2 separate regions of the Homo sapiens genome follow, and region 2 is linked to region 1. A link is a contact called in ENCODE POLR2A ChIA-PET data. All regions are on one chromosome and are shown on one strand. Each heading gives the region's core, a stretch centred on a gene start or an enhancer-like site at or near the end of the contact. The rest is flanking DNA. Distances are from core to core; before and after follow the strand shown.

Region 1 (6,151 bases), core at 1,716-4,215:
GCATGATTTTGGTTCACTGTAACCTCTGCCTTCCCGGGTACAAGCAATTCTCCTGCCTCAGCCTCCCAAGTACCTGGGACTACAGGTGCACGCCACCACACCTGGCTAATTTTTGTATTTTTAGTAGAGACGGGGTTTCACCACATTGGCCAGGCTGGTCTCGAACTCCTGACCTCAGGTGATCTGCCTGCCTTGGCCTCCCAAGTGCTGGGATTACAGGCATGAGCCACTGCATGCCTGACCCCAATCTGTTTATCTTCATGAGACCCACTTTTTTAGCTTCACATATGAGTAAGGGCATGCAGTATTTGTGTTTCTGTGCTTGGCTTATTTTGCTTAACATAATGGTCTCCAGTTCCGTCCATGTTGCTGCAAATGACAGGATTGCATTCTTCTTTATGGCTGAGTACTATTCTACTGTGTGCATAAACCACATTTTCTTTATCCATTCATCCACTGATGGATACTTAGGTTGATTTCATATCTTGGCTATTGTGAGTAGTGCTGCAGTAAACATGGTAGTGCAGATATCTCTTTGATATATTTATTTCCTTTATTTTGGATGTAGACCCACTATTGGAATTGCTAAATCATATGGTAGTTCTATTTTTAGTTTTTTCAGGAACCTCCATGCTGTTTTCCATAGTGGCTGTACTAATTTTCATTTGAACTAACAATGTATGAGTATTCCCTTTTAACTACATCCTTGCCAGCATCTATTATTCCCTGATATTTTTTTCGTGATAGCCATTCTGTGTGAGACATCTCATTGTGGTGTTGATTTGCATTTTCCTGATTAGTGAGGTTGAACACTTTTTCATATACCTTTTGGCCATTTATATATCTTCTTTTGAGAAATGTCTATTCAAATCTTTTGCTCATTTTTAAATAGAATTATTGGGGTTTTTTTCCTATTGAGTTGTTTGAGCTCTTTATATATTCTGGTTACTAATTCCTTATCAGATGGATAGTTTGCAAATATTTTCTCCCATTCTGTTGGTTGTCTCTGTGTTGATAGTTTCTTTTGCTGTGCAGAAGTTTTTTAGCCTGATGTAATCCCATTTGTCTATTTTTTTTTCTTTTCTGCCTTTGAAGTCTTATACAAAAAAGTCTTCACCCAGACCGACGTCCTGGAGCATTTCCCCAACGTTTTTTACTAGTCGTTTCATAGTTTCAGGTTTTAGATTTAAGGCTTTGATCCATTTTGCTTTCATTTTTGTATATGGTGAGAGATAGGGATCTGGTTTCATTCTTCTGCATGTGGTTATCCAGTTTTCCCAGCACCATTTATTGAAGAGATTGTTCTTTCCTCATTGTATGTTCTCGGCACCTTTGTCTAAAGGTGGGAGTGCAGATATTTCTTTGATATACTGATCTATCTTTTTTTTTTCTTTCTTTCTCTCTCTCTTTCTTTTTCCGTCTCTCTTTCTTTCTTTCTTTTTCTTTCTTTCTCTCTCTCTCTTTCTTTCTTTCTTTTTCTTTTTTTATTTTTTTAAGACAGAGTCTCACCCTGTCACCCAGGCTGGAGTGCAGTGGCATGATCTCAGCTCACTGCAGCCTCACCTCCTGGGCTCAAGCGAGTCTCTCACCTCAGCCTCCCGAGTAGCTGGAACTACAGATGGACGCCACTACACCTGACTAATTTTTGTATTTTTTTTGTAGAGATGGGGTTTCACTATGTTGCCCAGCCTGGTCGTGAACTCCTGGGCTCAAGTGATCTGCCCACCTCGGCCTCCCAAATTGCTGGGATTACAGGTGTGAGCCACTGCACCAGGCCTTAATTTTTTTTTTCTTTTGGATACATACCCACTAGTGGAATTGCTCAATCATATGGTAATTCTGAAATGAGCTGTCTGTAAATGCATGGGTGGTATCTGAGTTCTCTATTCTGTTCCATTGATCTATGTGTCTGTTGTTATGCCAGTACAGTGGTTCTACATAAATTTTAAGAACGACAAAATAATTTGTTTTTTCTACTTGTATGAAGATTGTCATTGTATTTTGAGTTATTTTTAATGCCTTCTCATTTAAACTTCCTTCCCCTGCCAGCACACATAAACACAAATCTTTTGAAGTCATTTTATTATTAATGTGTCAATTTACAAATGAGAAACGGAGGCACAGGCAGCTGAAGTTACACAGGGGCTTATGGAGCTGGCTTTCAAACCCAGGCAATCTGACTTCAAAGCCCACCTTGAGTAGTGAACCTCAAGATGCCAACGAGCGATGCTGCCCCCTGCTGGAGAAAATAAGCTGTTGGCTCTAGCCCAAAGCAGCCTTGGATGGTACCAGCGGCTTCTCGGGTAGCCTGGCAAAAAAAACTCCGTTCCAAAGGGATTCTGTGTATTGGTGATATTTAATGATTCTGTTTGTATTTTCTTGAGGAAACTGTGAACGTAAAACAACCAGAAAGAAAGGAGTAGGGACAGAGGCAGTAAGGAAACAGTTTGAGGGGAAGCAAAGCAGAAAAAATAAGGCAGAGGGCGATGCAGTCAGAAGGCGGGATCTCCGGGGCCTGTGAGCTTCCGGCACGGGTGACAAAGCGGCCAAGTCCCCAGAGCAGCCCCTGAGACCTCACATCTGCTGTTGAACTTGCAACAGTGAGAAAAAGTCTTCTTCTTCTCCATTAGGCCTGGCTGGGAGATCCCTGAAATGGTTTTCTGGGTCTCCTCACCACACACCCGCCAGCCTGCACCGTGTAAACTTTCTATAATCCCCCCACATCTGAGATGGTCTGAACGCTTTCTTCTTTGCAGCCTGAAAGCCGAACACAATACCAGTTTGGTGTAGGTCTTGGGCAAATCCCTACTGCCCTTCTCTTCCCTGGGTCTCAGGTTTCTTTTCAGCATAAGGCAGTTTGGGTTCTCAAGCGAGGGCAGTACTGCCCCACTGAGGGCAGGTAGAGAGAGAGAGAGAGAGAGAGAGAGTGTGTGTGTGTGTGTGTGCGCTAGCGCGCGCACGTGCATGTCAGGGAGCAACGTTGGTTGTCACAAAGACTTGGAGGAGGGTGCCACTGGCATTTAGCACCCAAGAACCAGCGATGCTAAACATTCTGCCAATGCCATTAGCAACCCCGTGGAGAAACACTGGGTGATTAAGAGTATATACCATTGTTTCTTCATAAAAAATGTAAATAAATCCACTTTCAGTTTTGAAGTTCTGTTAAATGGGGCTCTTGGAGTAAAATGGTAGTGTATTAAAGGAAAGTGATAAATAGCTCATGATTTGTATGGAGCTTTTTAAACCGGGTTTTCAATTCTGTGTGATTTTCTAAAAAAACAGTTTTGCTGTGAGTAGATTTCTGGCATGTTTCTAATGCTTGTAAGCTCTGAAGATCTAAAGCCATGATCACATTAGACACAGATGTCCAGAGAGTGGACAGAGGGTGTCCCGCTGATAAAATTGTTTGGTAGAATTTTCCTGAGTTGTAGAAAAATAATTTTTTAAGTCATTGGTACCTGTTTTGATATGTCTGCTAGTGAGCGCTAATGGAACGTTGGGCAAAGGCAGACTGGAGCATACTTCGTGAAGGAGCCTTTCTCTAGGGCCAACCGCAGTGGACTTTTTTGGTCCCCCTGAATCATAGATGAATCTGCAACTTAAATTGTGGTCATCCCTTACCACTTAGGATATTTTTAATTTTTATTATTAATTTTATTATTTATTATTGTTATTCCTTGTGTTATTTTTGTTGTATCTCAGTACAATGTGACTTCATGTTTTTATTAACCCATTTTTAAAAACTTGCTTGCATCCTACTTTCTGTGAAATGATAGTCTGATAAACTACATATTTTTTCAAATATGTTTTAAAATATATGCATAACAATTTAAAAGTTTTAAAGTTCATCCATATGCTTACTACCCTAAATCATCTTGAGTAAGTGTAAACACAACCATAACTGTACACTGTAAAAATGATATGAGAGATTTTTAAAAACCAGGATCCTACATAGGCAACAGATGGCTTAAAAGAGAATGCAAAAATCCATGTTTGTAAAATGAGTGCACATGAGTTTATAATAGAGTTCATTGACTTAAGCACGAGTGTCAATTTGTGAGCTTGTATGTCTATGTGAGAGACAGAACAGTCAACTACACCTACTATTCATTGTGGCCTTATGTGGCATTCTTGTATGAACTTCCAAATACTCCTTAATGTAGTTGGGTGTGGTGGCTCACACCTGTAATCCCAGCACTTTGGGAGCCTGAGAGGGGGCAGATCACTTGAGGTCAGGAGTTCCAGACCAGCCTGGCCAACATGGTGAAACGCTGTCTCTACTAAAAATACAAAAATTAGCCAGGCGTGGTAGCAGAGGCCTGTAATCCCAGCTACTCAGGAGACTGAGGCAGGAGAATTGCTTGAGCCCAGGAGGTGGAGTTTGCAGTAATCACGACATTGCACTCCAGCCTTAATAAGCAATTGGTAAAATACTTACCCACTGTACCATAATAAATTACTATTGCTGTAGCCAAAAGCAAATAAATTTGAAAGGTAGGTTAGTTTCTTCTGGCTTATCTAAGGTGGATATACAATGACTTTCAGGCTTTGGAAATCATTGAAACATAGCTCTTGGATCCTGTGGCAGAGATAAGGGAATCATTCCAAAACCTGGCCACAGAATTGAAGCTGTGTAAGGAGGGAAGTGAGGACATGATGAGGGTGAGGGAGAATTTAAAAGGTGGTAGGGTTAACAGAACATGGTCCCAGGGAAGTTGAGTACCAGAGGCCCTGCATTTTCCATGTGACCTAAGGGTTCCCAGAAATGGAGACAGGAAGTCCATGTTTCTTAATGCCTCACAGTCAAACTCCTACTTTACACAAACCCACGTTACTGGGGAAAGGTTCGCATGTGGCCAAAGCACCCTCCACCAGATAAATGCATAAAAAAGGAATTAAAACTTTATTCTATTCTTTCAAACATAAGGGTTCCTCCATCAGGTATGCCTTTTTCTTGGCAATTACTGAATAATCACAATGATAGCTTCACATGTATGGAGGACCCTCAGTGTGTCAGAATTCTTGTTAAGTCAAAAGGAATAATTCTATTTACAGGAAACAAAGGCAGCCCATTGTCAGGCTGACACTGTCCACAGATTTTATCCATGTAGCTTGCTTCTTGCAAACTCCACGCAGGCAGGGATTCTTACCTGTTTTGTTCAGGTTCCAAGCACCTGGGCTTAGCACATAGAAGGCTCTTAAACATTTGTTAAATGAATGAATGAACCTCAACCTTTCTCACCTTCAGTGAAAAGCACTGCAAGGTGATTGAGGAGAAAATAAGGAAGCCTTAGTCCCTGACATTTGTTGAGAAAGGGGTCGAGGAGATGATGAGGGGTGGGGAGAGGAGGCTTTTCCCATGGAACTCTCCAACACTGCTGCAGAAAGCCAAGCACATGACATGCACCACACGACCCCTAGGTGGTGGTCCTTGCAGCCGATTTCAGAGACCATAGCCCCAAAAGTGCAGAGGGTTCCTCTGTTCCCTCTCCTTGGACAGTTCCCATTAGTCTGTCTGGCCTTACCTTTCTAAAGAAATTTGCCGCTTGAAAATCACAGTGATGTACGTTATTGAGTCCCCAGAACTCTCAATCCCCTCTGTTTTTGCCCATCCCAAGCCCAAACTGGCAAGCTCTCTTTCTGCCCGATCTTCCAGGAAGCTTCCCCAACTGCCACAGTCCTGTCCAATTTCACTGAATTTTATTATTTTCAATAGACATATTTTTTAAATGTCTCTCTAAAAGCGACTTAAGATTATTATGTAAGATTTTTATAAGATTATTAACTTTGTAAGATTTTGCCCATCTGAATCAATCTCCAAATCATAGAAAAAATGTTATTGACCTGATAATCGTGTTTCAATCCGGGGTTTGGAAAAGATGTTCACCACATGGAAATCATGGCTAAGACCCATTTCGCACAAAATGCACACTCAGGCATGGTTCAGTATCACGGTGCAGTGTGTGCGTGTCGGGTACCTCACCAGCCACACTTCGGCTTTGTAAAGGTGGGTTGGGGAGCCGAGTCCTCCCATCCTTTCACAGCCCCCGCAGGCCCTGGGTGAATGCTGGTCTAGTGAATTCACAGCTCCCGGGCAACTCCCAGCCGCGAGGCGGGGCGGCAGGGTGGAGGGAGCCACCCGCGGAGAGGC
Region 2 (6,522 bases), core at 2,954-5,453, 1.0 Mb before region 1:
GAAAAAGATGAATCCTATTTCTTTTTACAAGGGAAAAGTTTATATTAACAAAAGATACCAAGCCAGGGTCACTCAAACTGTCCTAGTTTTGTTTTTTTAAGTTTTCATCTACTGCAAACCTCAAACAAACTCTTTAAAAAAATAGAGGCTTTTGAAAACACCTAAATAACACAACCAAATAGGTCCTAAAATGGGTCATCATCTAGTATATTTCACCAGAAGCCATAAGTGAGAACACATTTTTAAGAACATCTTTTTCTCTAAAATTTATAGCTCCTAGCTCCTGTTTTCTACTAAGTAACTATTTTCTATAATTAATTGAAGTGAAAATGTCCTCAAATACAAAGGAAAACACTGGAACCACACCCTGAATGTTAGGAATTAATAAAAGCCTTATTTTTGAACCCTTTCAACTGAGGTTTCTCAACCTGAGGTCCTGTGTCCTTAAGGTTTAGGAAAGGCTTTAGGAGGGCTACTAATCAGATGACATTGTTCCCAGAATATCATCAATATGCACATATGTGCATTTTTCCAGAAACAGCTCCATAGCTCTCATCATCTCTAAAAGGGTCTAGGGCTCGACAACAGTTTCAAAAGCACTGATTTAGATGGAATCTGCTCTCAACTCTTCTGTACCATAATTAAACAACAGTAATCTATATTAAAGCATCTAAGAGGCCCACAGCTTGCAAATAAATAAATGTATTCTGTTTATGGAATTAGGCTAATACACGTATGACTTTTGGGTGCGCTTCCCAAAATAATTTCAGAGCCCAGAACAAATCTGAGTATCAGAAGTCTCCTGAATATATTTCAGAAGGGAGCAGAATTTCCATTGTCCAACGGAACCATTACCAGAACCACAAAACTCTGACACCGGAAGGACCACAGAGCTCAAGGGGCCCAGCCCTCCAACATCACAGACGCAAAAACCAAAGTCCATTGTAAGGAAAGAGTGTATCATATTTAAGGGCTTGCGACACGAGAGGTGGAGAGACAGAGCTATGCTAGTACAAGGGACAGATGTGACTTACGAATAAATATGCAGCTTTGCGGTTTTTGTCTAAGTGCATGGAGAACAGAGGCTAGGTCTGAAATTGGAAATACAGGACGAGGTATAGAATATGCTCACTCTGGCCTATATGACTTATTAATGCAATTATGACAGGGATCATGTTGACCATGGTTTTATGCTCTGGCAAATTTCTTAATTTTTTACCACAAGCACAAACTAAACATCTTTGGTAACTTTTAAGCATTTATCTCCCTGTGAGGTCAAAGGCGTGCAAGGGTAAAACTTATACGCAATCAAAGGAACTTTTGGGAAGGCAGTACATAATAAAAGCACTGCTGGTAAGCTTCCTATTAAGTGGGCTTTCTACTACAAAAGTCCTATGTGCTTTGACAGATACTGCTCTAATTTACTGGTGCTACAGAAGCACACTAACATAATAATCTTGATAAATATCTCCAGATAGGACCATGATTCTCAACAAAAATTTCCTGTCTCATAAAATTCTTTAACACAGCACTTAAACACTACCATAGTCAATACCCTTGGGCTCATTCCTCCCTCTAATTAAAATGTCTGTCCTACAGTGATTTGTAGTATTTGTCATCACCCTGGGTGGATACATAGACTGGTAGCTACAGATACTTTGGGACAATAATGCTGTAATTGCCAAACTAGTGAGAATGGCTTCTAGCAAAACAGTGGGATTCTCAGTCTCTCTCTGACTTGCCGTAACAGGGACATAACTTACAACCATCCCATAGAACAAGGAGTGCGTTAGCATAAATCAAGAAATACAACTGCATGGCTTGAAATGTATTGCCTTAAGGCTGATTCTAAACCAAGAAAATAATACCAACATCACTAGCGATGCTATACAAGTCACTTAGATGGGAGCTAAATCCTCTCCAACTCTAAGCAATTTAGATTTGGACCAATTTAATTCTTAGGAGTTACTAACTTTGATAACACATAATTCATTTTGACAGTTTAAACCAAACCAATTACTCCAAAAGGGAAGAAATTATGTGATTGCCTAACACATGGAAGCAGAGGCTTTAGAGATATAAAAGTCTTTGGAGACCGTTTAGTGCAGCCCCCTCACAATATAACGGGGAAATGGGACCCAGATAAGCAGACGCTTGCCTAAGGTCACAGCTTGAACCCAGTTCTCCTGACACCCATTAAAGTACAGTGTTCCCCTATTGCTGGGAGTTGTATAACGAAATAAAAAGAGGGGTTTTTTTGTTGTTGTTGTTGTTTCTTTTTTTGAGACAAAGTCTCACTCTGTTGCCCAGGCTGAGGAGCAGCAGCTCGATCATAGCTCTCACTGCAGCCTTGAACTCCTAGGCTCAAGCAATCCTCCTGCCTCAGCCTCCCCAGTACACGGGACTACAGGTGCACACCACCATACCAGCCTGGCAGAGTTTGCTTTCTTTTTAAATTGGATAGTTAATATAATACTAATTTGCAGTAAAAGTTAACTCCCCATATATTTACTAGTAAGCTAGCTTTCTCTGAAATACTAGGACACAAATCTTTATGTAAGTAAAAATCTAAGTAAATATATATCTAAACTAATGCATTTTATAAATTAATAAATTATTACATATCTAAATAAATCTAAGTAAGTATATCTGTATTTTTGTAGATATAGATTAGATAGATATTAATACATATTAAATGTATGTATATTACACTTCTCATGAGTTAGGGCAAGCTTGTTCAACCCACAGCCCATAGGCTGCATGCAGCTCAGGACAGCTTTGAATGCAGCCCAACACAGATTCGTAAACTTTCTTAAAACATTATGAGATTTTTTTGAGGATTTTTTTTGAGCTCATCAGCTATCGTTAGTGTTAGCGTATTTTATGTGTGACCCAAAACAATTCTTCTTCCAACGTGGCCCAGGGAAGCCAAAAGATTGGACACCCCTGTTAGGGCAACAGTAATGATTTGGCTGGAACTTTGGTTCCCACATTCAGAAAACAAAGGCTTGAGCTATAGTGTCACAAAATTTAAAATGTCCCAGGTCCAAGCAAGTAATGAGTCAAGAGAGTTGGTTTCATAACAGGGAGTGGAGGGGTCTGTGGCAAACTGGAGCACCACAGCACTAAATGCCTTCAGTTTCAATGTTAAAAACATCTGTGCCAAATGAATAGACCTACAGGCTGTCTGCAGGCCTAAGAGCTATCAGGCTTTTTGTTGTTGTTCTGAATTAGATGATCATCCTGCTTCAACATCTATGATTATTTTATGATCTATACAAAACTTAAGGTATTTGATGGTTCAAATATAGTGTTCCTACTTTCTGCCTTTGTGGAGTCAAAAGTTCTTTTGCAGGTCATCTGTTCACAAGCATGGAAACAGTTCCCTCCCAAACTTTCCAAAGATGGAAACATTTCTGTGGGTCAGGAACATTTACCTTTCAAAAGGGCATCTGCGATGTCCCTCTGGGAAACATTATCAGGTCAGAAGTTCCTTTTCTTCTTTTGAGCAAAGACTGTTCACAGTCATTTAACTGAAGCAGGCTGTGGCTCTCTAGGCTGGGTCCTTAAAAGTCAGCTCTTTGTTTTTCCTCCAGGAAGATGTTCCCCACCTCCCCAAACCAGGGGCTTACCTGCCTGTAAGTACTTCTGTAATTCCCTAGTTGCTTTTGTTTGCTTTTTATCCCAATCTCCCTCCCCCTTGGAATTACAAGCCCTACGAAAGAATGGGTCATGTGTGTCCTGTCCACTTGACTTTACAGGATAGAGCACAATGCCTGGTACTTAGTACATGCTCATTGGTGGCTGGATGCTCACCTAGGGCTTGGCATTTCAAATAGAAACATGTAATAGTCTGTCAGAGTCACTACTACAAGAGCCAAGCGGATGAATCTTAGTCAATCATTCAAACAACTACACCCTGAACTCCCTGTGACCAGTGTCACACGCTTCCATTAGAGGCCAATCCATTCATACGTCCGTTCTTTCAGGTTGGAGGAGACAGCGGCAAAAGAGATCTCAGGATACTGAGGGAACACTAGGAGGAGGACCAAACCCAGACTGGCACATCAGGGACAGTTGTCTGGGTAATTAATGCCCATAATGAGACCTGAAGCACAAGGAAGAATTAGCAAAGCGAAGTGTTCCTCCTTTTGAGGAACTGAAAGATGCTCATTGTAATTTGGGGAAATGTAAGAGAAAAGGCTCAAGAGGAACACAGGGTACAGATCATGGAGAACATCCTATACCATTTTAAAGACTCTGGACTTTGGCTGGGTGCAGTGACTCATGCCTGCATCCCAGCACTTTGGGAGGCTAAGGCGGGCGGATCACCTGAAGTCAGGAGTTTGAGACCAGCCTGGCCAACATGGCAAAACCCTGTCTCTACCAAAAATATAAAAATTAGCCAGGCGTGGTGGTGTGTGCCTGTAATCCCAGCTACTGAGAGGCTGAGGCAGGAGAATCGCTTGAACCTGGGAGGCGGAGGTTGAAGTGAGCCGAGATCGTGCCACTGTACTCCAGCCTGGGCAACAGAGAGAGATTCTGTCTCAAAAAAAAAAAAAAAAAAAAGACTCAGGAGTTTATCTAAGAGCAGTGGAGAACCACAGAGGAGGAGTTTTAAATAAAGAAATGACTATTGGTTTGGCAATTGAGAAAGACTATTTTGGATACAGTAATGATAAGAGTGGAAAACAATGGACAGGGATTGTTTCCACTTAGGTCTCATTTTTATCACATTCTAATAAAGTGGAGCTAAGAAGTCAACACAAAAGGGGAACACAATCTAGTTGACTGTTTTTTCAGCTTTTTTTTTTTTTTGAGACAGGGTTTTGCTCTGTCATTTAAGCTAGAGTACAGTGACATGATCATGGCTCACTGCAGCCTCAACCTCCCAGGCTCAAGTGATCCTCCCACCTCAGCTTCCCAAGTAGCTGGGACTAGAGGCATGTGCTACCATGCCTGGCTAATTTTATTTTTTTGTGGAGATGGGGTCTCACTATTTTACTTAGGCTGGTCTCAAACTCCTGGGCCCAAGGGATCCTATTGCCTTGGCCTCCCAAAGTGCTGGGATTACAGACGCAAGCCATAGCACGCGGCCCCAGTTGCTTTATTAAATAAAAAAGGACTACCAAAAATCCCAGGCACCTCTATTATTCTACGCAAATGCTACTCTTCTCATAAAAATGCACCACACTTTTACCATCACCACTAATCACCATTCTTAACACTTACTAGATACCAAAACTTCACTAAGAGTTGCATAAGATAAAATGATTCACGTTCCACCCACCAACCTCATTCCTCTCCAAGGCTGAGGCACAACCTTTTAAATGCTGATGTCTTGCTTCTGCCCTGACTTTAACATTTTGGGCGTGAAAATTATAAGTGAAAAACGTTATAACGTATTACAAGTTTTAAAATCATAGTCTTTTAAAATGACGTAAGAGCAGGGAATTTTCCATACACAAGGTTTTCAATCCATTACCATATTCAAAGAATATAGCAGTCAGGCCCAGTCTTTCTTTTTTTTTTTTTTTTTTTTTTTTTGAGACGGAGTCTCGCTCTGTTGCCCAGGCCGGACTGCGGACCGCAGTGGCGCAATCTCGGCTCACTGCAAGCTCCGCTTCCCGGGTTCACGCCATTCTCCTGCCTCAGCCTCCCGAGTAGCTGGGACTACAGGCGCCCGCCACCGCGCCCGGCTAATTTTTTGTATTTTTAGTAGAGACGGGGTTTCACCTTGTTAGCCAGGATGGTCTCGATCTCCTGACCTCATGATCCACCCGCCTCGGCCTCCCAAAGTGCTGGGATTACAGGCGTGAGCCACCGCGCCCGGCCCAGGCCCAGTCTTTCAAGCACATATTGGTATGTCATTGATTGATTTAACAGAGGAATACTGTTCATCCAGTAACTCCTCAACTATTTTCATTTCTTTCTTTTAGAAAGATGGAAAGATGCTCCCAAAGTACTTACACTTTACTTGTCCCCCAATCACATAAAATTTCATTTAACAAATATTTAATGTTTACTACATATGAGACATTGTCCCAGGGTTAGGACAGTGAATAAGAGAGGTGGGTCCCTGCTCTCAAGCCATTTGTAATCTAAAGGAGGAAAGTATAATAAGCAAATTCATTAACAAAATGATCTCAGAGAGCAATGAGTGCAACGAAAGACAACAAGATAATAATATGACCAGGAAAATGCTCTCCAAAGGGGAAAATATCTGAGCCACAACCTGTTTGTGATGAGAAGCAGCCGGTCCCACTGTAGCAAAATTCTTCTTACAATGAAAATGAAGACGCTACATAGCCAATACAATTCACATACACTGAAATAAAACTCCCTCAAGATTCTAAAATATATTTTTCCTCTTAAACACTGTGGGTTGATCAGTCAGTGTTAGACATTCCTTCCAATTGGCTCAGAAAAAAATCAATCATGAGAATAAACAACGGCACTACAAAGTACAAAAGAGAATGAACCACTAGATAGAAAATCTGGAAGAATTTTGGTGGTATAAAT

Evidence for each region. ChIA-PET counts read pairs that join two places held with the same protein, here RNA polymerase II (POLR2A).
Region 2: POLR2A ChIA-PET joins it to region 1 with 17 read pairs in activated CD4-positive, alpha-beta T cell. The contact joins two enhancer-like sites. POLR2A ChIA-PET finds 5 or more read pairs at or near these places in 2 of 52 experiments (activated CD4-positive, alpha-beta T cell and naive thymus-derived CD8-positive, alpha-beta T cell).

The regions. Positions count from the first base shown.
Region 1 is chr14:60,328,090-60,334,240 of GRCh38, reverse strand. No RefSeq gene overlaps it. Among named protein-coding and RNA genes, the nearest start is that of LINC02322, 8.0 kb to the right of the region's middle. RefSeq lists enhancers at 2,316-2,385, 2,406-2,645 and a silencer at 6,013-6,151. Within about 2 kb of position 2,965, at least 13 of the 41 ENCODE cell types and tissues checked have a DNase peak (open chromatin) inside an H3K27ac peak, as active enhancers do.
Region 2 is chr14:61,327,282-61,333,803 of GRCh38, reverse strand. The region is part of intron 1 of PRKCH (protein kinase C eta); the gene reads right to left. Among named protein-coding and RNA genes, the nearest start is that of PRKCH-AS1, 7.7 kb to the right of the region's middle. Within about 2 kb of position 4,203, at least 6 of the 41 ENCODE cell types and tissues checked have a DNase peak (open chromatin) inside an H3K27ac peak, as active enhancers do.